2 separate regions of the Homo sapiens genome follow, and region 1 is linked to region 2. Evidence: chromatin loops called from intact Hi-C (ENCODE). Cell type or tissue: gastrocnemius medialis. All regions are shown on one strand. Each heading gives the region's core, and the rest is flanking DNA. Links, peaks and the distances in the headings are about the cores only.

Region 1 (10,268 bases), core at 964-8,963, 110 kb after region 2:
TTCATTATGTATGTTACATCTACTATATCTCTGATATATTCCCTTATTTGACTTTGTGGGCTTTTTTCCCAGATCATCATAGACTGTGCTTTCCAATCCAGAGGGAAATTGTGGCGTTTATCTGAAACGACCCATTTAGATGGATTTGCAATTTAAAGGGAGATTTGGAAATGTGGCATATTTCATTTCATTAATGGAAGTGACATACATGGCTCATTAAGCCCCACCAGTAAGTTTCTACTTGAAAAACTTTATAACTTGCTGGTCAGCCTTGGGGGCCTTCACATACTCAAAAAACACATTTCAATTTGTAGGCGTTTATAATTTGGAATTCACAGTACTTGCTTCTAGGTTGTCTGCATTAGCAAGCTAGCAGCAACCAGGACTAAAGTGCTACACAGTGCCTTTTGCACTCAGGAAGTCATCGTTTATTTGTTATTTCTTGGTTGATTTATACTTAGCTAATTATTGCTCTACTCTTGGCCAGTTATAGTTTCTTCTGTAGGGTCCATGATTCTGGAAGTTTGTAGTTGTGGCCAAGTTATAATGAATTCCTTTCGGCATTCCTATAACCAAATTACATTAATCAAACTTAAAGAACTCTCCCCAGATTCTGCAACATTAAAAAAAAAAAAAAACCAACAACAATAGCAACTAAAGACATTGTGACATAATCAAACCTATTCGTGGTACTGTTTAAGGGTATGAATATTGGAGTCTGAATACCAGGTTACAATTCCTATATAAAGCACTTTACTTTTCAGGCAAATTACATAATTTCTCTGAGTTTTAATTTCTTCACCTGTAAACTGGGCATTTTAAATCACCTGGCTTAACTACCTCACAGGTTGTATCAAAAAACACGAAGTGTGTGTTTTCTTTCTGTAAACTGTTAAATAAAATACAAATGTTATTTCTACCATAGTGCTTGCAGAAAGTAAACTTCCAGAAAATAGACTTTTAGGGATAATTGAGGCTTCACCACAAATATTTTTTATTTTAATTAGAATGGAAACAAACATACTTTTCTTCTGTGTTCAACAATCCTGGGACCAAACCAAATAACTTACTTACTTGCTCCAGGAAATTCTTGTTCCCAGAGGCTGAGAACCAATTAAATGGCTGACTTACCAAGAGTAACATCTTGTTCATTAGTACTCACTTCTATACCCTCTCCTCACTGTGCCCAACAACCCAAAGATATTGTGTTATAAACTGCCCAATCCTAGTTTCCTGCCTTGCAAGGCTTGCCATAAAAGCCATCCATCCCAGGCACTAAAATACTATAAATATCCTCTCCTGAGTTTCCCCTTTTGAGATAAAACCAAGGCTTTGTCAAGGTGGTGTTTTCTCTTTCCGCAATAGGATAAAAAGCTTAGCTTTGCTTGATCAACAGGTTTTTCTGGTAGTTTTTTGGGAAATAAACATAATCCTGTGAAAAATCTTCCCTAAATGTAGTATTCCAACTTTCTTTCTTCCACAGCAGGATGGCCTGGTGGAACATACTATTCAGTGCCCTGGGTGATCATTTAAAATATGAATTTTTCATCCAAATGTGTAGTCCACTAAAGTTCCAATAATTTCAAACCTCTGAATGATTGAGTCCTAGTTGAGAGTGGAATGAAGTAGTCCCCAAAGCTGCTGCCTCAGAATTTGGGGCCCAATAATAGGGCAATTCAACTTCCATGGGAGCTTCTGGTGCCCAGCCAAGAGCTGAGGTCTTCTGGCTTAACGTTTGTTAATTACGGTATAGTTGAGGTTTTCAGACTTCGGTGTGTATAAAATCATTGGAGAAGCTTATTTGTAATGTAGATTTCAGAACCCCATCCCCAGAGATTCTAATTCATAGACACAGAATATAGGGCCCCAGAATCCATATCTTAAGTCTATAGTCTTTTACAGACCATATTTTGAGAAATATTGAATGATTATAGGGGAAGTAAGACCCTCGTGGATGCAGGAAACTGGTTATGATGAAAATCTTTAGATAATATCTAGTAATGAGGCACAATATCCTGAAATAACACTGTTTATTCTGGGCTTTAGTTTCCTCATTTGCAAAACAGAATTGCGAAGATTTATTAACCACAAGAGTTAAAGTATATTTGGGTTCATGAGCTGCCCGATTCTCCTTGCTTGATGCTCTGCAAATAAAAACCCTCCTTTCTCTTGCTGCAAACCTCACTGTGGATGTTTGGTCTTACTGTTCCAGGCAAGTGGACCCCAGTTTGGTTCAGTGACACCCGGGGCCAGGGAATAGGCTTCTGCTATGCCGTTGATCTGTCATCCTCAGCATGTGGCTTCCACTTTCTAGTCTAAGGCTCATGCAGCCACCACTTCTGCATTCCAGGCATCAGGAAGAAGAAGGGAGAGCAAAAGACAGGAATCTTCTCCATAAGGCACTTCCCAGAAGTTGCACATGTCACTTCTACTCACATCTCATTGGCAGAATTAAGTCACGTGATTATACCTAACTAAAACAGAGGCTGGGAAATGCGGTCCTTGTTCAGAGCAGCCAAGTGTCTGGCTAACATTCAGCAAAGGAAAGCGTATCTATTATTAAGGAGAGGGGAGAGAACCAATTATTGGTTTCTGCTACATGGACGTTGTATAAAGGGCCTTAGCTATCATGTTGGAATAGTTTGTATTTAATTCATCTAGGAATTTGGAGACAATACATTGTTTAGAGGCAAAAATGTGACATTATTTTACGAATATAATCCATCTTTCAGTGATCTGTAGGAGGGACTAAAAGAAGGAAAACTTGAAGCAGGAAGGCCAAATCCGTGATGGCAACAGGTAAAGCAAGAGGTAATGTGGACAGAATTTAGCAGCAGCAGTAAGAATAGAAAGGAGACACTCAACTGAAAAAATGGAACCAAAAAATTTGGTAACTGAATTTACTGTGTGGATGAACAATGAAATGAGAATGTCAAACTTCAGTCGTGACTGCCCAGAATGGAAGAGCACAAGCTCAAATGTCTACAGAGGCCCTGTAGATAAGTAATTGGGCAAAATGGGCTCCCATATCACCCAATAGGAAGGCAGGGGGCCTTCCTGGTGCCTAGCAATAGAAAAGCTGCTCAGGCCCCTGGAGACACCACTGCTCAGACTTTGAATACCACTGGGGCCGTCTTGGGGGGCAGGGGCAGGGAGATAGGAGTCTCAAAAGAGACTCCTACAGCAGGAGAAATAAAACATTTATCAATATCTCCCACTTAAAAATCTCAAACTACCCTATTAAATGAGTATAAAACACTTATATAACCACTTCCACCCTAAGCCTCCAAGATGGATAAGGATTATAAAATAGTCAGCATTTCTACATGCCCTAACAATATCTAAGAGCTAAAATTTATGTAATGTTTTGTTGTTTTCATTTTTTTAAAATTCATTTATTTACTCATTCTCTTAAATGGGATTCCCATTTTACATGTGAGAAAACTGAGAAATAGTCATGTTAACTAACAGTCATATTGCCGGAAGGGGTAAAGCTGAGATCCTAACTCGGGCCTTTCTGCCTCATCATCCCAAGGTCTCCCACCTCTGTTACATGAATGAGCAGAAAGCGATCACTTCTGGATTGTGTGGATGTGCATGCATGCTGTCAATTTTATTGATCACAAAGAGCTAAGAATGCCCTGAGTAATCTGGAAAACACAATTGTTATGTCACTTTCAGAAAAACTGCTTCCGTGTGGATTGGTAGTCAGTGTTCCTGTAATATGAGAGTTTTCTCTTCACTTGGGACATTGAGACCTAGTGATGTTTCTGGCTTTCTGAAATCTCTTGCACATATTCTCTTGGTTGGTGTGGCAACTGCTTCTGTTGCTGCTACTGACGTACGCAGGCCTTTCATGTTGCTCACTGAACTTACTGAGACTTCTAGGTTGGCTCATGACCCAGATGCATTCCTTAAACTCTTCCCACCTGAACTCATAAACACACAAACCCTGCTTTGAGCCTCCTTCAGAGAATAAAATCTCTGTTAACCTGGAATAAAATATATCTAGTAAATAAAGAATAATGTATTACCATTGTTGATGACATAAGGAATTTTGAAACAGCCCAAACATCTCATCATAGGGTTTTATGTGCCCTACTTATGTATCATCATAAGCTTATAATGAAAGAGCTACTCAATGAAATGTTATTTATTTATTCATTAAAAAATGGTAAATGAGCAGTCAAGAAATTGAATGTGGCTGTGGTTTTTATCACGTTAAAAAAAAAAGGAAAATGGCAGGAAGGAAATATACCAACATTTTAACATTGGTTACATAGCCTGTAGCACATTTAAACAGAAAGAAATCTTGTTAAAGGAACATTTTGTGAGAACTGCAAATCAACAGAACACCAGCATCTCAGCTGTTAGATTTGGTTCAGATATTGATCAATAATAATAACAAGAGGGGTTCTTTACTTAAGACTTCATGAAGCGAATAGAAATTTGAAGAGAATGACTAAACCCATGCTTTAAAGCAAGAATTATATGCAGTCTTACAAGAGAGTGGAAAGCATGATGAAGAATCAAGTCCTGGAGTCAGACTACTAATTGCAAGGCTTTAGGAAAGTTACTTAACCTCTATGTGCTTCTATTTCCTTTTTTTAAAAAAAATGGCACGGTGAAACCCCGTCTCTACTAAAAATACAAAAAATTAGCTGGGCGTGGTGGCGGGTGCATGTAGTCCCAGCTACTTGGGAGGCTGAAGCAAGAGAATGGCTTGAACTGGGAGGCAGAGCTTGCAGTGAGCTGAGATCGTGCCACTGCACTCCAGCCTGGGCGACAGAACGAGACTCTGTCTCAAAAAAAAAAAAAATGGTGTTGTTGAGGATGAAATAAAACTACCTGGCAAACAATAAGTACTCGATAAAAGTTACTAGAAGCATTCTGACATTGATTCTCTTTCTTTTCTTGCTAAGAAAATGTTGATAAGCATTAGCCGCATGTAGCAAAAGAATGACTGTGTCCAGTGTTTGGAAACATATTTGGCACCTCCTTCTGCTTGCTTAGGAAAAGCTCCCTGAGTGATGTAGCTCTCAGTTCTTTCTTTAATCTGGGAGCTTTGTAGTCTGTCCTTTGGGTGGAAAATTAACCTCATATATGGGATCCAAAATGAAGTTAATTTCCACAAGTGGGAGGAAAAACAGACGCCATGACATTTCCTATGTAATGCCGTCACGCATTCTCCTTTCCACTGTGCAGCACACTGGGGTGGCACAGCTCCAATATGCAGCCTGCGTTATGTTAGAGGCTTGACTAGAGGGTAGGATGGAAGGGCCGCACGTGAGCCAGCTGCAGGAGGAGTAAAGTGTCAGGAGGAAAGGGACAGAGTAGGAAAGGGACAGAACAGTCACGCTCTGCCCCAAATTCACTTTGTGACGTTGGGCAAGTGGACTCACTCTGACCCTTGGTTCCTCCCCAGGCAAAATGAGGGGCAGAACTGAGTAAATTCCTCCCAACACTAACATCTATGATTCTATTTTCCCCTCCCAGTGACCACTTCCTCTGAAAGTACAGCTGACTCACGACCCCAGGCAGCTTAAGATGTGCTCCAAGCCCTTTCTCATCAGTAAAGCCTGACTAATATCAGCCTGAATTTAAGGCTGTTTAGCAATTGTCCTGCCTGCAGTTGGGGGTGAAGGAGGTGAGCTCCCCATCTGTGCAGGCTGGAGGCTCTGCATTTACCCACTGTGATCATTGCCATGGTCTATTGCTGCTTCGTCTTTAAACACTGTTTACTCTGCCTTTCCTCTCTCCCAGCATTCTTCTGAATTGGGCTGGATGATTTCTCCTTTTCCTTTTCAGAAGTTTAGTTTACCTTTAGCTTTAGCTTGGAGCTTTGGTGATGAAAGAAAAGAGATCGTATTTCCTCTAGTCAGAGCTGTATTTTCAGGGCACAGCTGCCTGGACCCACTAGAAATATAACAAGAGTACATATGAGGTCATGGTCAAATCCCATCCGGCTCCCTCCTAATAGGAGAAGAACGCAATGAGAGTTTAGTCTCCGGAAAGTCAAGCTTAGCCAGGCTTGTGGGCTGGATGCTGGGTGCTGGTGTCATAGTAGATCAGTTGAAGGGACGGTGTTTTTCCAGGTTCTGGATGGAGCTCCAATCTTTTCTCTATTTCTAAATTCTCATGACTGCCTAAGGGCTAGGAGAGGCCTTAATCTTTGATTCATGGAATGTTGGAACCAGAAGGTCTCCAAGTGCTGTCGTGTTGTGACACTGAAGCACTGTTTATTGATTCCCTGGAAAGCCCTAACAAATATGACTGGTGCAGAATGCACTTTGGAAGGCCATCTAGTCGAATTAGGAGTCTTGTAATTCCATGTTCATGTCACCTGTGCGTGTGACCAGTGTACATATATGCACAGATTTGCGCATGAAGCAGGTGACTGGGGAACGAATGACCTATTTGCCAAAGCATTTGGAATATTCACTCCAAGACAGCAATTAGCAATAAATCCAGGTCTTTGAGCTGGTAATAATATCTACATGTATACAGTATTGATTGAGCTCTTATGATATGCTAGGCATTATCCTGCAGGCTTCATAAAGATTGTATTATTTAATGTTCACTATGATCTTATCAGATTGGGGCTGCTATTCTTCACACTTAATGAATGGGGAAACAAGGCTGAGAAAATTTAAGTAAAATTTAAATTTTCCGAACTCACAAAGCTGCTCATGTTAAAAACAAAATTTAAACCAAAGTAGTCCATCTGCAGAGCTGTGCATCTATCAAAAAAACTATACTGCTCCCCTACATGTGGTCTCTGTCCCAATGACATGGTGAATACTTTTCATTTTGCAATGAATTTCACTTAGTGTAGGTTAAGAACCAGGATTTTGGAGATTTAGTACTGCCTAGATTCAATCTCAGTTCTGTCATCTGTTGTTAGAATCTTGGCCAAGTTGATTAACCTCTGTGCCTTAGTTTCCTCGTCTATAAAATGGGGATAATAATGGTATCACTCTCACAAAGTTGTGATGATTAAATGAGAAAACATAAGCAAAGGTCTTAGAACATAGTAATGCTAGCCATTCTTAACTTTTTAGCTATTATTAGTAACAAACATGTATTGATTACCTACTGTATTTCAGGTATTAGGTTCTTAGACGTAGGCAGAGGAGAGGGACAGGATATTATGGTTAATAAAAAAAGATGTTATAGAGAGGGAAAGATATATTTTAAACCAATCATGATATAAAGTGTTATAATCCATAGTGGATCACTAAGAAAGGATTGACAGGCAGAGACAAAGTTGCAAAGGGAGGTTTGGGACCAGACTTGAAAGGATACAGAAACTGCAAGTGCTAAAGGGTTGGGACTTCATCCTGTGTAGGCAATGTAGGTAACCAAGGAGCTGAGGTGTTTTTAAAATAGTGGTTGGTGGCACAATCATTTAAGGGTTTTACTAACCACTGTCTGAACCCTATTTAGTTAAAGGTGAGTATTAGAAAAAGTTCTAAGAGAACAGAAATGGTCCTTATAAAAACAGTTTTGCCAGATTTTAAAAAAATTCTGTTTGCAAGCTGATCTGTAGATTTTATATAACATTAAAATATTCTCTGTACCAAAAAAGGACTTCAAATCATTTTATATCCTGATCCCACATGCATTGTGCAAATGACTCTCATTGACTTAATACATTTGGCATCCTCTAGCATGTATAAAACATGCTTTATAAATAGTAACATAGCCCGTGCTGCCAGGGCCTCCTCTTGACTCAGGCAAAGATGACAGTGTATTCTCTTAAGAATATGAGATAATGCATGAGGCAGTTCTTGCAATATGTATGCCAGAGAAGGTTTGAGCTGGGGCATAATCTCTAGGGAATGGGAATAATTTTAAAAGTCAAAGCTATGGTTGGCTGGTTTTTACAGCAATAAACCCAACCTGTTCCACCAGTTCCATTCTGCATGGTTGATTAAGTGACCAGCATGACCAGCCAGTCATTCTCTGCTGTGTATGCCCAGCTCAAACACAGAGAGCTAAATGAAGTGGAAAAAACCCACATTAATAAAGGAAGAGCTGAGGATGTGCAAGGATTTAGCACAAAATGTTCATCACAGTGTTAATTAAAATAGTAAGGATGCCCAACATTTGGTAAAGTGTTTGACTGTTATAGTACATCTGTAAGACTCACTACTTCGCAGTTATTGAAAAGGATGATCTATAAAAGAATATAATAACACAAAGGAATTATACCACAGTAAATGATGATTTTAAAAAGAAAGCTTCTAATACTGTATGCACAATAAAATCTTATTTTTTAAAAGAAAAAAGATTCATGTTTTAATAGCTATTATCTTTAGAGGTTGAGATTATTGGGGACTTTTGTTGTATTCTTTTGCTTATGTATACTATTTAATTTTTCTATAGTGAAGATCTATTAATTTTATATCAAAAGTTAAAAAAAAAAATCTTCCCCTCTCTTCCTGCGTGTTGCCTACAGAGGGAAAGCCATCTCCTTCTTGACACCATGGCTACCCTTAGACCCCTCGTGAAGCCCAAGATCATCTAAGATGGACCAAGAAGTTTATCCTTCACCAGTCAGACTGACATATCAAAATTAGATGTACGCATATAGCAGCAACCCAGAGGCATTGACAACAGGGTGGGGAGAAAAATCAAAGGCGAGACCTTGATCCCCAACATTGGTTGTGGGAGCAAAAAGAAGCAAAACACATGCTCCCCAGTGGCTTCCAAAAATTCCTGTTCCACGATGTCAAAGAGCTGGAAGTGCTGCTGATGTGCAACAAATCTTACTGTGCTGAGATTGCTCAACATGCTTCTCCAAGAACGGTTAAAGCCACTGTGGAGAGAGTAACCCGACAGCCCAGCAGAGTCACTAGTCCCAATGCCAGGCTGCACAGCAAGAAAAATTAATAGACAGCTCATGTACACATTTTATTTGTGTTAAATAAAACCATAAATACTCTGTCATCTGGCATCCTCCCCCTTAAAAACATACAAAAAATACAAAAACAAAAACCAAGAAAATCTAAATAAAAGAATAAAATATTTGTGGGTGCTTTATACATGTTGCTCATTTAGTTCTCACACCAGTCCTATGAGATGGTGTGGCAAAAACCATCAGTGTTCTCCCAAATCCATGTGTTTCATGGCATTTCCAGACTCCTTTGCAGTCAGATTGGTCATATAAAAGACTTCCGACAGATGAAATGTAGACATGAGTTATGCACCCCCTTCCAGCCTGGCCTTACAATAGCCTACAGTGCTTTTTGCTCTCTCTCCTTCTCTTCTTCATCACACTGAAAGCAAATAACTCCAACTCGTGGCCCAATTAAAGGAGCTCAAATGTTCAGAGAGCTGCCCAGGAAAACCACCTATCTTCACCCACTTTGTGCTCCCTCTCTCTTTCTGTCATGTGAGGATACAACAAAAAGTTGGCAGTCTGCACCCTTGAAGGGGGCCCACACTTGGACCCAAGTATGCGGGCACTCATCTCAGACTTACAGCCTCCTGAACTGTGAGAAATATATTTCTGTTGTTTGTAAGCTACCCCACGTAAGAATGTTTTATAGCACCCCAAACTGTCTAAGGCAGTGCATTTACAAGATTGATATTCACAGTCATTATTGGTATAATTGCATCAACATCTAACATATTTGTGATGTTTTCTATTTGTTGCCCTTGATTTTTCTTTTTATTTTTGTCTTTCACACTTTTTCTGCCTTTTATGGTTTTAATGAGCATTTTATCTCCTTTATCAGCATATCATTTGTAGTTCTTTTTTTTTACTTTTATTTATGGTTGTCCTAGAGTTTGCAGTAGACATTTATAACAAATCCAAGTCTACTTTTAAATTACACTATACTTCTGTAGTGCAAGTACCTTATAGTAACAAAATATTTGTAATTCCTGTCTTACATTCCTTTTATCATGTTGTTGTTCATTTCACTTATACATAAGCAAGTATATATGAATACATTGTTTGTGTTATTATTTTGAACAAGCTGTTAGAACAATTAAGAAAAAATAAAGAGTTGAAGAAAGATATAACATATTAACATTAATTAAAAGAAAGCAAGAATAGCTATATATTAATTTCAGACAGAATAGACTACAGATCAAGGAAAGTTATCAGGGATAAAGAGAGGAATTACGTACTGATAAAAGGGTCGAGTCTCCAAGACAGGGCAATCCTCAGTGAGTATGTGCCTAACAACAGGGAATTGAAATATGTGAGAAAAAGCTAATAGAACCGTGCAGGAGGATTATGGCAGGATGGCACTGTA
Region 2 (10,268 bases), core at 1,303-9,302:
ACCAAAACATGAAGTTTACGAGAGTTATTCACACTGGAAATATAAATTTGGGTGTCATCAGCGTACAGATGGTGTTTAAAGCCAAGAGACTTGCAGAGATCACTAAGGGAGTAAGTGCACATAGAGCAGGAAAGGGCTTGGAGGACTGGGGGTTGGGGGGAAGGTGTCTAAATTTAGAGATCAGAGAGAGGATTAAAGAAAAAAACTGCAGAGGAGACTGAGAAGGAGTAGTTGGAGGTGGGAGGAAAACCAGATGTGTGTGGTGTCAGGAGTGAGCCACTGTGACAACAAGAGATTTGCCATAGGATTTACCACTGTGGGAGCTTTGCTGAAGTTGCCTGTGATAAAGTTAACTGGGATAAAGGAAAACCTCACTAGAGTAGATTTAAGTGAGAATGGTGGGGAAGACTTGGAAACAGGATGCAAAAAGAAGAAAAAGCTATACACACACATACACACGAGCATGCATTTGTACACGCGCAGAGGAGCTCTAGAAGGAAATGAGCTAAACTCAATGAAAACTCTCTTTGAGGAAGGAGCAGCTGGGAGCAGGGGGCGATGGGGAGTTACGAGAGGGTGTAGAAATGGAAACTTTACATTCTTACCTCATATAACTCTTTCCAAAGTAATTTATTTTTAGAAAGATATTATTTCAATAATAAAAGTATTCTATTTAAAAGCCAAAGAAAACTTTATAATCACATATTTACAATCATTTGGTTGCTTAATTTTATCCATTATGTGTGGACTGTATTAGTTTCAGCCTCAAGTAAAACATTATTCTTCCTATTTCCGGGTGCTTGGGGAAGTAGCACCTCATGGTCAGGATTCATGCCACTTATACCAGACCTTTCGCAGCATCTAGCACTTCCCCCTGAAAAGCAGTTCTAATGTATTCACATTATAAAGTACAGAAAATTAAATTAAAACTACTTTATTTGAAAAATTTGCAGTGCTTCTAAGATGACTAGAGACACCTTTGCCTTAATGTGTTGGAGAATGATAGAAGAAGTCAATGCCTAACAACTTCTCACTTACCACAATGACAGCGCAGCTGATGAGCTAATGCCATCTCCTCTTTAGGCATAGAGGAATATTGTTCATGTGTTGCCCAAGCTAACTATAGCAGACTCTCTAGAAGTGAGACCCAGGCATATGAATGTTTTCATACAAGCTCCCAATTCTAATGTGACCTCAGGTTTGAGAACCACTGGGGTAGACAATTATAATTCTGCCTAAATTCACACAAGGGCTATATGATTATTTTTCTAGCAGTAGAGTTAACTGCCTGTTAATTTTATATACATGAAGGCACATGGAGGTAGGATGCCCTGAGCCAACAGAAGCTAGAAACTAAGTCTTCTGCCTAGGTTAGAAGTCCCCATTGTGTTTTTAAGGCCAACTATGATTCACTTCTCTTAAGCCTGAGATTGCCTGAGAGGGGATCCACGCAGCCGTTGAGGAATGAGGTTGGGCAATGCTGCTGGTGTTAGTCCTGCTGAGAGTCCTGCAATGGGGGCATCAACAGGGGGGACCATAACCACTGTAAGTGGCATAGTTTTTACATCCTAACTGACTGTGTTTTCCCATTATTGAACTACCTCCCATCTTCCCTCACCCTCTTAATAAGCTCTCATTTAACTACGTCATTATGATAAGCAAGCCCTATTGTGTCCCCACCCAAATCAGGTCCTCTGCATTACTGCATATACATTGTGGAAATAAAAGACACTTATTGGAGGAGGTAGCAATAAGGAGTAAGACATGTCATTTGTCCTCACAGGTGGATGTTTACATACATTTCTAAGCACCTGCATTTTCCAAGTCCAGGCTTTGGGCTCAGGACTAAAGCCAGCAGCATCTGCAGAAATTTCGTATTTTAGGCCTCTCCCCAGAATGAGTGAATCGTCATGTTACAGTAGGTGGCTAGTCAGGCATGCTCAGGGCAGGAGAGGACTCCCCAACCCCCAACCAGGAATGTCAGGCAACCATCAGGTGATGGTCAGGCGGTTGTTAACTGTCTTTCCAAAATAATAATTGGTCAGGTGCAGCTAGTGCCAGGGAAAGGCAGTCTCCCGATAAGATAGAAAATGCCTGAAACTGGTAATCAGCAGCTTCCCAATAAGACCTCAGGAGTTGGGCAAGTGAGCTCAAGCATGAGCATTAAGAAGCAAAATGGTAGAGTTTAAATGGTATATGACCTTCTAGGGACATTCGACTGGTAAGGGGAGAACGCCTCAAGAGAGCATGCGTACAACTCCACTAAACACACCACTCATGTTCCCCTCCCAAACGCTAGCAGGCCACTGCCTATGTGGACAGCCCACCCCACGGGAAGAATCAGGGAAGTAATGCAAGACCCTGGAAGTCAGAGGTCAAAGCATGCATTTGATCTCTCAAGTCGCCTGTTTGGCCCTCTTCCTTTCATTCCTGCCCTAAAGCTTTTTAAATTATTAATAACTTTGATTCCTGCTCTAAAACTTGCCTCAGTCTCTCCTTTTGCCTTACGCCTCCTCAAATTCTTTCTTCTTAGGAGGGAAGAATTGAGGTTGCTGCAGACCCATATGGATTCGCTGGTGGTAACACTCAGTTGATTTGGATGCACATTAAAATGTGAGAAACACTGAACCAGCACACAAAGATGACTGTGAGAGAGTTCCACCTGCACGGAGTGCATGGCTTCTGGCAAATACTTTTTTTTACAAAAAGTAAAAACATGGATCTCAGAAAAATGTATAGTGAGTGTGTGTCAAAGATTTATTTAATTCACTAATGAGGGGACCAGCAAAATGGCAAAGCTGGAGCAAAGGAGAATAGGAGGAAACTGATAAATGTAGTCAATAGGAAAAAAGAAAATGCTGGAATACAGTGTCAAAGTTAGGTACAAAACAGGTTAATGTCCTTTCTTTAGGACCCTAAACCTTTGGGTTTATTCTTTTTGATTGGAAGAAAATGGTTTGCCTCTTTCCTGGATAAAAATCATTTGTAATTTATCAATCTTCTACAAATATCTAACTTTCCAGAATCTAGCCTCTAGTTAACAAAAAATAGTAAGTCAAAGTTACTTTCCCTTTAGGTCTGTGTTAAATGATGCTTGAACATGATGAGAAAAACTATGATTATCTCCAGTTTTGTGTAATTTTTCCTAACAACTCAAAGAGGAGACAGATCTAGAAATAAATAATTGCAACAAAATTGCACAGGTAATGATAAAAATAGTTAACATTTTTGGAGTGCTAGGCACTGTTCTAAGTGTTTCCATGAATTGGCTCTTTTAATCACTGTCAAAACCCTATGAGGCAAGGGCTATTCTTATCCCCATTTTACAGAGGAGGAAATTGAGGCACAATGAGGTAATCGTTTACAGGCTGATGGTGGCCTTGGATGCACTCCCATTTCCCATTTCTAATTAAAATTTGAATCGGGTGATGAGATGTAATATGACAATTTGGTCTGTGGGCTGCCTGGAAACCCTAAGATGGTTTGTGTAGAATGCCTGCTGCATTTTGCAATTGGGGCTGCTCCTCCTGGTGCTCAGACCTCATGTGTCAGCTCATTACACCATCATTCCCAATCTTAGGGCTGGAGCAGTTAAGTTAGTGTGTCTAGCAGAGACAAGGGGAGGGAGACTGGTGTATACGCTGTAATTCAGTGGGATGGATGTGTCAGTGCTCTTTGTGAAAAAACAGAATTTCATAAAAATCTGGCGTTTTCTGGAAGTCTGGGTACTTAATTAGAGGGCTATATGGCTTGATTTGGTGTTTGGAATCCACTTTAGCAAGATGAGTTGCTTTTTTCTAATTAAATAAATCCACAATCTAATCCTCTAAAAATATGTTCGTAGGGCTGGGCGCAGTGGCTCACGCCTGTAATCCCAGCACTTTGGGAGGCGGAGGAGGGCAGATCAACTGACGTCAGGAGTTTGAGACCTGCTTGGCCAATGTGGTGAAACCCCGTCTCTACTAAAAATACAAAAATTAGCCCGGCGTGGTGGCAGGTGCCTGTAATCCCAGCTACTCGGGAGGCTGAGGCAGGAGAATCGCTTGAACCCAGGAGGCGGAGGTTGCAGTGAGCTGAGATCATGCCATTGCACTCTAGCCTGGGCAACAAGAACAAAACTCTGTCTCAAAAAAAAAAATGTTCATAGACAGTGGAAGGACTGCTCCAGCCTGCAAATCCCAGGGTAGGTGCTACTTTCCTGTCCCTGCTGTTCTACCTTATAGCTGGCACACGATGAAGTTGGAGATAGGACTTGATGAGCCTAATTGTTCTCCTCAGCCTCCTTTTGTTTTGTCACAATGAGCTGCACGTGCAGAATTGTTTTTATATGTAATTGCTCCCATGAGGGGGTAATTGCACCCAAAAGTGGCTGGCTGCACCAATGGCAGGAGCAATTAGTAATAAAAATGCAAATAATTGCAGTCATCCAAATTGCAGTCTTAAAATAGGGACACCCAGTAGAAGCTTGGTGAAGGATTTGGCCTGCTCTTTGTCCCATTGAAAGTGTATTTGTAATTCGAAATCAATATTATAATCTCTGGGCCTTCCTTGAGTTTCCATGCTTTTATGAGCCTCTTTAAAACGGTATATATTATGGGACCAGTAAAAAATCAGACTAATTCCAAATGTCAGCTCATTTAAAAACTAGAAAATGGAGTGACTTAGAGTCAAAATTATATTTTGGAAAAAAAAAACCCCACCGACAATTGAATAAATGAATTTTTATCATAACTGTGAATTTGATCTCCACACATCAAACCTGGGGGAAACAGGTCACAGAAGTAGTAATAAAGTGATTTTTTATTACTCAGCATCTAGGCACAATTTCAGCAACTCTAGCTACACATCTTTCCTGCTACCCTTGCCCCTCAACCAAGTTATTCCCAAAGAATGCAGGGAGATGGCAGCCTTGGTGAAGCCTGAGCATAACCTGTCTCCACAGCTTTGTACATGCCTCCTGTGATCTCCCACCTTCCCCACTCAGATAGCACTGGGTTGTGCTGGGTGGCTTTGGTGCTCTGCTGCTCTGGATGGCAATGTTGAGCTGACAGGTTGCCCCCTATAAAATGGGGATAAAATACTATTTTCTATTTGTGTTGTGCTCTGTAACATGGGCCATAGGGGATGGCATCTTTCTGCTTTTACAGCCTCACAGAGGTGTTAGTGAAACACCTCTTCTTTGTTTTTGTATCTCAACCTCTCTCCCCCACTCTAGGTAGAGAACTGCGGGAAGAAGGTACAGGGGAAAGCTAAGGGTGGGGGCAGCAAGAAGGGGGATCCACAGGCAGTGTGAGCCCTGCACTCCTCATCATACCAAAATCACCCCTTCACTCACATTTGTGCACACACAGGAATCCTTTCTTCTTTTAGGAGTTTTCTCCCATAAATTTCTTGGACACTCATGCAAATGAACATCCCAATGGGCTCCTTTTATTGGTCCACAGTGTTCCAGAGGTACCTGGACACGCCTGAATTTTACTGGTAAGACAGCCCCAGCTATCCTTGAGACCCCAGCTATAACGGTACTTGGTTGACAAAGAAACATTGCCCTAAGGAACACAGGAAGGGAAAGCAACATTTTAGGGCAAAGTATTTTACAGCACAGAAATAGCAAGCTCCTATTGATTACTGGTCCATAGGGACCAATGTCACCAACAGAATGAAGAAAATAAACTCTGGTGATGTGTGTATTATTTAGCATTCTTATATTGGCAAAGTCTTTTCCTCAGGGAAGAAGTTTGTTACATGGATCAATGCCAACTCAACCAGAAGAATGTGGAAGAAATGTAGGAATACATAAGGCACTTTTCTCCTCTAGAAATGCCACGACTTTCTTTTGCTTGCAGGGTAGTGGTAGACCTTGCAATGCTTTGTGGCCGTCCCCAGGGGATAGGGGTAAGCTCATTTGTTGACAAGAAACAATTTAGAGAAAACACTGGGCCACCTGTGGGCAGAATCTATTTAAAAACCAAAGGCTGGCCCAGCAGTGGAGATCTCATGGCTGCTGCTCTACGCGTGAGCTGTTAGTTGATTTAATAATAGCCTCCTCCACCTAGCGCTGGGACGAAATGTCACCTTCCATTTATTCCCACTGTTTGTAGCATCTGGGATGCCACTCCATCATCCAGCCAATATAATTCTTCCTTCCTTTATTGCTGTAGACAGCTCTCATTCAAAAGAGTTATGTAGCAGATAAAAGAAAAGGCAGTAAGTGGTCAAAAATGACTAAGAGAGAGGGGTTATAATGTATTTTTGCTGAGACTGAGGAAGTATAAAGAAAAATAGAATTGTGCAAGAATAAGAGGGCTATTCAGATATGGTGATATCAGATGAAATATGGTTGGGTCAACTATTCGGTTTGGGTAACCAGAGAAGGGAAGATCATTTTGAGCCCCTAGTAAATCTCCTTAAGAAGAAGCGACTGTCCATGTGTCCCAGGCCTAAAAGAAACTATGACTGTTTATGGAAGGAATTCTCTGTGTACAGGCTGCAGGCAGATTCTGTTCTTCTGCCTCGATGAACCGGTGTGTGGTCAGTGAACTCTGTGTGACAACAGCTTGCATATGGAAAACTGCCCATCTGCTGGACTTTCACGTGTTGCAGGGAAGCTGCAGCCTCCCTGTTTGCCTATGCTAAAATTAATTTAAGCTAGGGATAAATGCTTTAATTGCTCACTAAAGCTTCAAGTTCAAATATCATTGGGAGACACAGTGCATTAGTGAAAAAAATCACATTAAAATGTAAATGATTGACATGTAAGCCTAAATCAGAAAGAGGCTGTGAGAGGGGAGTGACAAAGCAGAAATATAATCTGTTGAGAGCTCTGGGTAGATTCATGCAGAGATGTTGGAGTATGAGAGCATAGTTTCTAAATGGCATGAAGAAGGTGGAGCTCTGGGTCAGCAGAAGGAGGGAGAGCGGTGTTTCATAGTGTCATGGATGTCCACTGATTTCACCTGATTGGTATTCTTTCCCCTTCGTCAGGTAACAGCATGCTCTTTTTTCTTTTTGGGCACTATGCTTCTCACGCTGCGTGTGGTCCTGGAAAAACTAAGTTCCCCCATGACCTTCTTCCATGACCTTCACAGAGGGGATCTCTGTGGTCCAGTCTGACCAACCGGCAGTCTCCATCATCTGGAACACTGGCCTTCCCTATGGCATGCTCTATGGACACTGGGAGAGAGGAGATGTCTATTTCACTCTGGGATTTCTAGTTGTAGGGATTGGGTAAGCCTGGAGTTGTTGGAAGCAATTTTCCCAGTAGTATGAGAGAAACTGCCTGTAGAACCAAGCCATCACACAGAGAAAAGCAGAGCCAAGGGGTGGGGAGACAAACACACTCAAGAGTTCTGATGGCGTCACTAAAGGCCCCAGATCGAGTCATGCCTGAAGGGAGAACACCCTAGTTACACGAGCCTCAATAGAGCCCCTTTCGGCTTGAGAAAGTTTCAGTTGGGTTTTTGTCATGTGAAACCCAATGCAAGGGAATTAGAGAATAAAAAAAGTCAAAGGATTTTAAATAAGAGTAGATACAAACACTGTGTTTACACTACATTTTTCAAAGGCCCGACACAGAAAAATGCAAACTGTTTGTGTTTCTTTGAATGTGATTTTGCTCTGAGATGGAAACGTGGGTTTTGGCTTTACCTGAGCAAGCTATTTATTCATTTCGTTTCCTCCTTCATAATATAAGAATAGTAGCAGTGCCTGCCTCCAGTAGGTTAATACATGCAGAGCTCTTAGAACAGTGCCCAGCACATAGTAAATGCTCTATACATATTCTCCACTCTAGTAGTCTCCTTGCATTTCCTTTCTTTCCTCTGTTAATTTTCCCCCATCCGAAGTCAGCATCAAAAAAAGGCAGAGCCAGGTGTATATGCTGTTGTCCCAGCTACTTGAGAGGCTGAGGGGGGAGGATTGCTTGAGTCCACGAGTGAACCCAGGAGCTCAAGGTCAGTGTGGGCAACATAGTGGGACCCTGTGTCAAGAAAAAGAAGAAAGAGAAGAAAGAAAGAGAGAGAGAGAGAGAGAGAGAAAGGAAGGAAGGAAGGAAGGAAGGAAGGAAGGAAGGGAAGGAAGGAAGGAAGGAAGGGAAAGAAAGAAAGAAAGAAAGAAAGAAAGAAAGAAAGAAAGAAAGAAAGAAAGAAAGAAAGAGAAAGAAAGAAAGGAGGGAGGGAGGGAGGGGAGAGAGAGAGAAAGAAAGAAGAAAGAAAAGAAAGAAAGAAAAGAAGAAAGAAAGGAAGGAGGCAGGGAGGGAGGAAGGGAGGGAGGGGAGAGAGAGAGAGAGAGAAAGAAAGAAAGAAAGAAAGAAAGAAAGAAAGAAAGAAAGAAAGAAAGAAAGAAAGAAAGAGAAAGAAAAGAAAAGAAAAGAAAGAAGAAAATAAGAAAGAAGAAAATAAAAAAGAAAAGAAAAGAGGAAAACTAGTCTGGTAAATACCAGGCAGAACTTGCTTTGAAGGTTGGGGGCTGGGAAATAACTGAGGTGGTGAAGGCAGAGCCTCTTCAGTGAATGGGGATAAAATAGAATCTGTCAAGAACACACATTTGTTAACAAATTTGAGTTCGTCAAATATAGACTGAACACAAATTAATCAGTTTGTTCACATTAGCCTTTAATATCTTCTTAACTAGTGAAAATTTAATGCTGGTACATATTTTCTGGTATACGATTTTAAAGACAATTTGTAAAGCTGTAGGGAATTCATTCAACCAAATCACCTGTGGAACAGTGAGCAGAATGATCTTAAAATAATATAGAATATTAGATAATACAAAAAATTATAGGGGTGTAGCTTGGTTATTGATATGGTTTGGCTGTGTCCCCACCCAAATCTCATCTTGAATTGTAGCTTCCACAATTCCCATGTGTTGTGGGAGGGACCCAGTAGTGGGAGACAATTGAATCATGGGGCTGGTTTTCCCCATACTGTTCTCATGGTAGTGAATAAGTCTCATGAGATCTGATGGTTTTATAAGGGGAAACTCTTTTTGCTTGGCTCTCATTCTCTCGTCTGTCTCAATATAAGATGTGCCTTTCATCTTCCATCATGATTATGAGGCCTCCCCAGCTGAGGCAGGAGAACAAGGTATGGAGGCAGGGAACCTAAGGCCATTTCACACTGACTTCCGAGAACTAAATTGAAAGGAAAACCCTAACTTCCCAAGCCTAAGTAACAAAAGGACCAGAGACTACTCCCTTTACAAACCCCCACATTTTCTGCAAGGCAAATTGGAAATTGAATGTCTACAACCAGTCAGACGATTGCAGGCAGAGTCTTCGTTTGTGTAAAAGTGCAACTTTGTAACTTCACCTTAACCTCTGATTGGTTGTTTTTTGCAGCCTATCAGATGTTTGCACAGGAGTGTAACCTTTGTAACTTCGCTGCAGCCTCTGATTGCAGGCCGCCACTTCATTTACATGAGGTGACCACCAAGTGGCCAATGGGAAACCTGCAGAGGGTATTTGGACCTGAGAAGATTCTGTATCCAGGCACTTGAGCCCCTATGCTCCGGCCACTCCCACACTGGGGAGTGTACTTTCATTTTCAGTAAATCCCTTCATTCCTTCCTTGTTTTGCTGGTGCGTTTTGTCCAATTCTTTGTTCAAGATGCCAAGAACCTGGACACCCTCCACCGGTGACACAGCCATGTGGAACTGTAAGCCCATTAAACCTCTTTTTCTTTATAAATTACCCAGTCTTGGGTATGTCTTTATCAGCAGCATGAAAATGAACGATTACAGTTATACGCTAACTCAGAGTTGAAGATACTTGGTTACAGAATATTTGACATTAAAAAAAAAAACAGGGACCTTTTTGTGCATGACTCCTTCCAATGCCCTTGGGGGATATAAATTGATGTGTTCTCATGTTTATATATTTTTATAAGATTTGCAAAAGTAAATGTTTTTGTATTCTTTTTTTTTAAAAGAGACTGTAATATTGTAAGAACTCCAGGCCCCATAAAACCTGGAATCACTTTCTGTCAAAGGACTTAACACTATTATGATAGATTTCCTAGTGTATTGATAAGAAAAAATCAACCAAAATTTGGAAATAAGGCCAAGAGAGAAACCACGACCTTTTAATATCAGTCAAGGAGTTGTTCAAGAAACCCATCAATGAGTATTTAATTATCTAGGGAAATGTATCTTTGTTTGATTCCTTTTTAATTAATGTTTACAGGTCTCAGACTTTGTGAAATTACATGCTAACTTGCAGACATTTTTGTCTGGTGGAGATGCAAATGATTTCTGTCTGAGAGAAAAG

The links. Peaks named below come from ENCODE experiments on the same cell type or tissue, not always from the same donor. Only the 100,000 strongest peaks of a DNase experiment are listed, where the experiment ranks them.
Region 1: a loop joins it to region 2, with 6 times the contacts of the local background. A loop is called at or near these places in 2 of 110 quality-filtered maps.

What each region holds. Positions count from the first base shown.
Region 1 is chr3:150,142,050-150,152,317 of GRCh38, forward strand. LOC105374313 (a long non-coding RNA gene) reads left to right here. Exons shown (of 3, transcript NR_136187.1): 3 at 8,462-8,952. It also overlaps the pseudogene RPL32P9. Among named protein-coding and RNA genes, the nearest start is that of LINC01998, 65 kb to the left of the region's middle. In gastrocnemius medialis, for the core only: no CTCF peak of the experiment used is centred there; DNase peaks (open chromatin) are centred at 3,842, 5,252, 5,932, 7,712 and 2 weaker places; H3K4me3 peaks cover 431 bases; H3K27ac peaks cover 7,675 bases.
Region 2 is chr3:150,029,603-150,039,870 of GRCh38, forward strand. The region is part of intron 1 of LOC124909445 (a long non-coding RNA gene); the gene reads right to left. LOC105374153 (a long non-coding RNA gene) reads left to right here and starts at 9,561. Exons shown (of 3, transcript XR_924577.3): 1 at 9,561-9,657; 2 at 10,185-10,268. RefSeq lists an enhancer at 9,320-9,614. In gastrocnemius medialis, for the core only: a CTCF peak has its summit at 6,044; DNase peaks (open chromatin) are centred at 6,009 and 6,539; H3K4me3 peaks cover 913 bases; H3K27ac peaks cover 4,997 bases.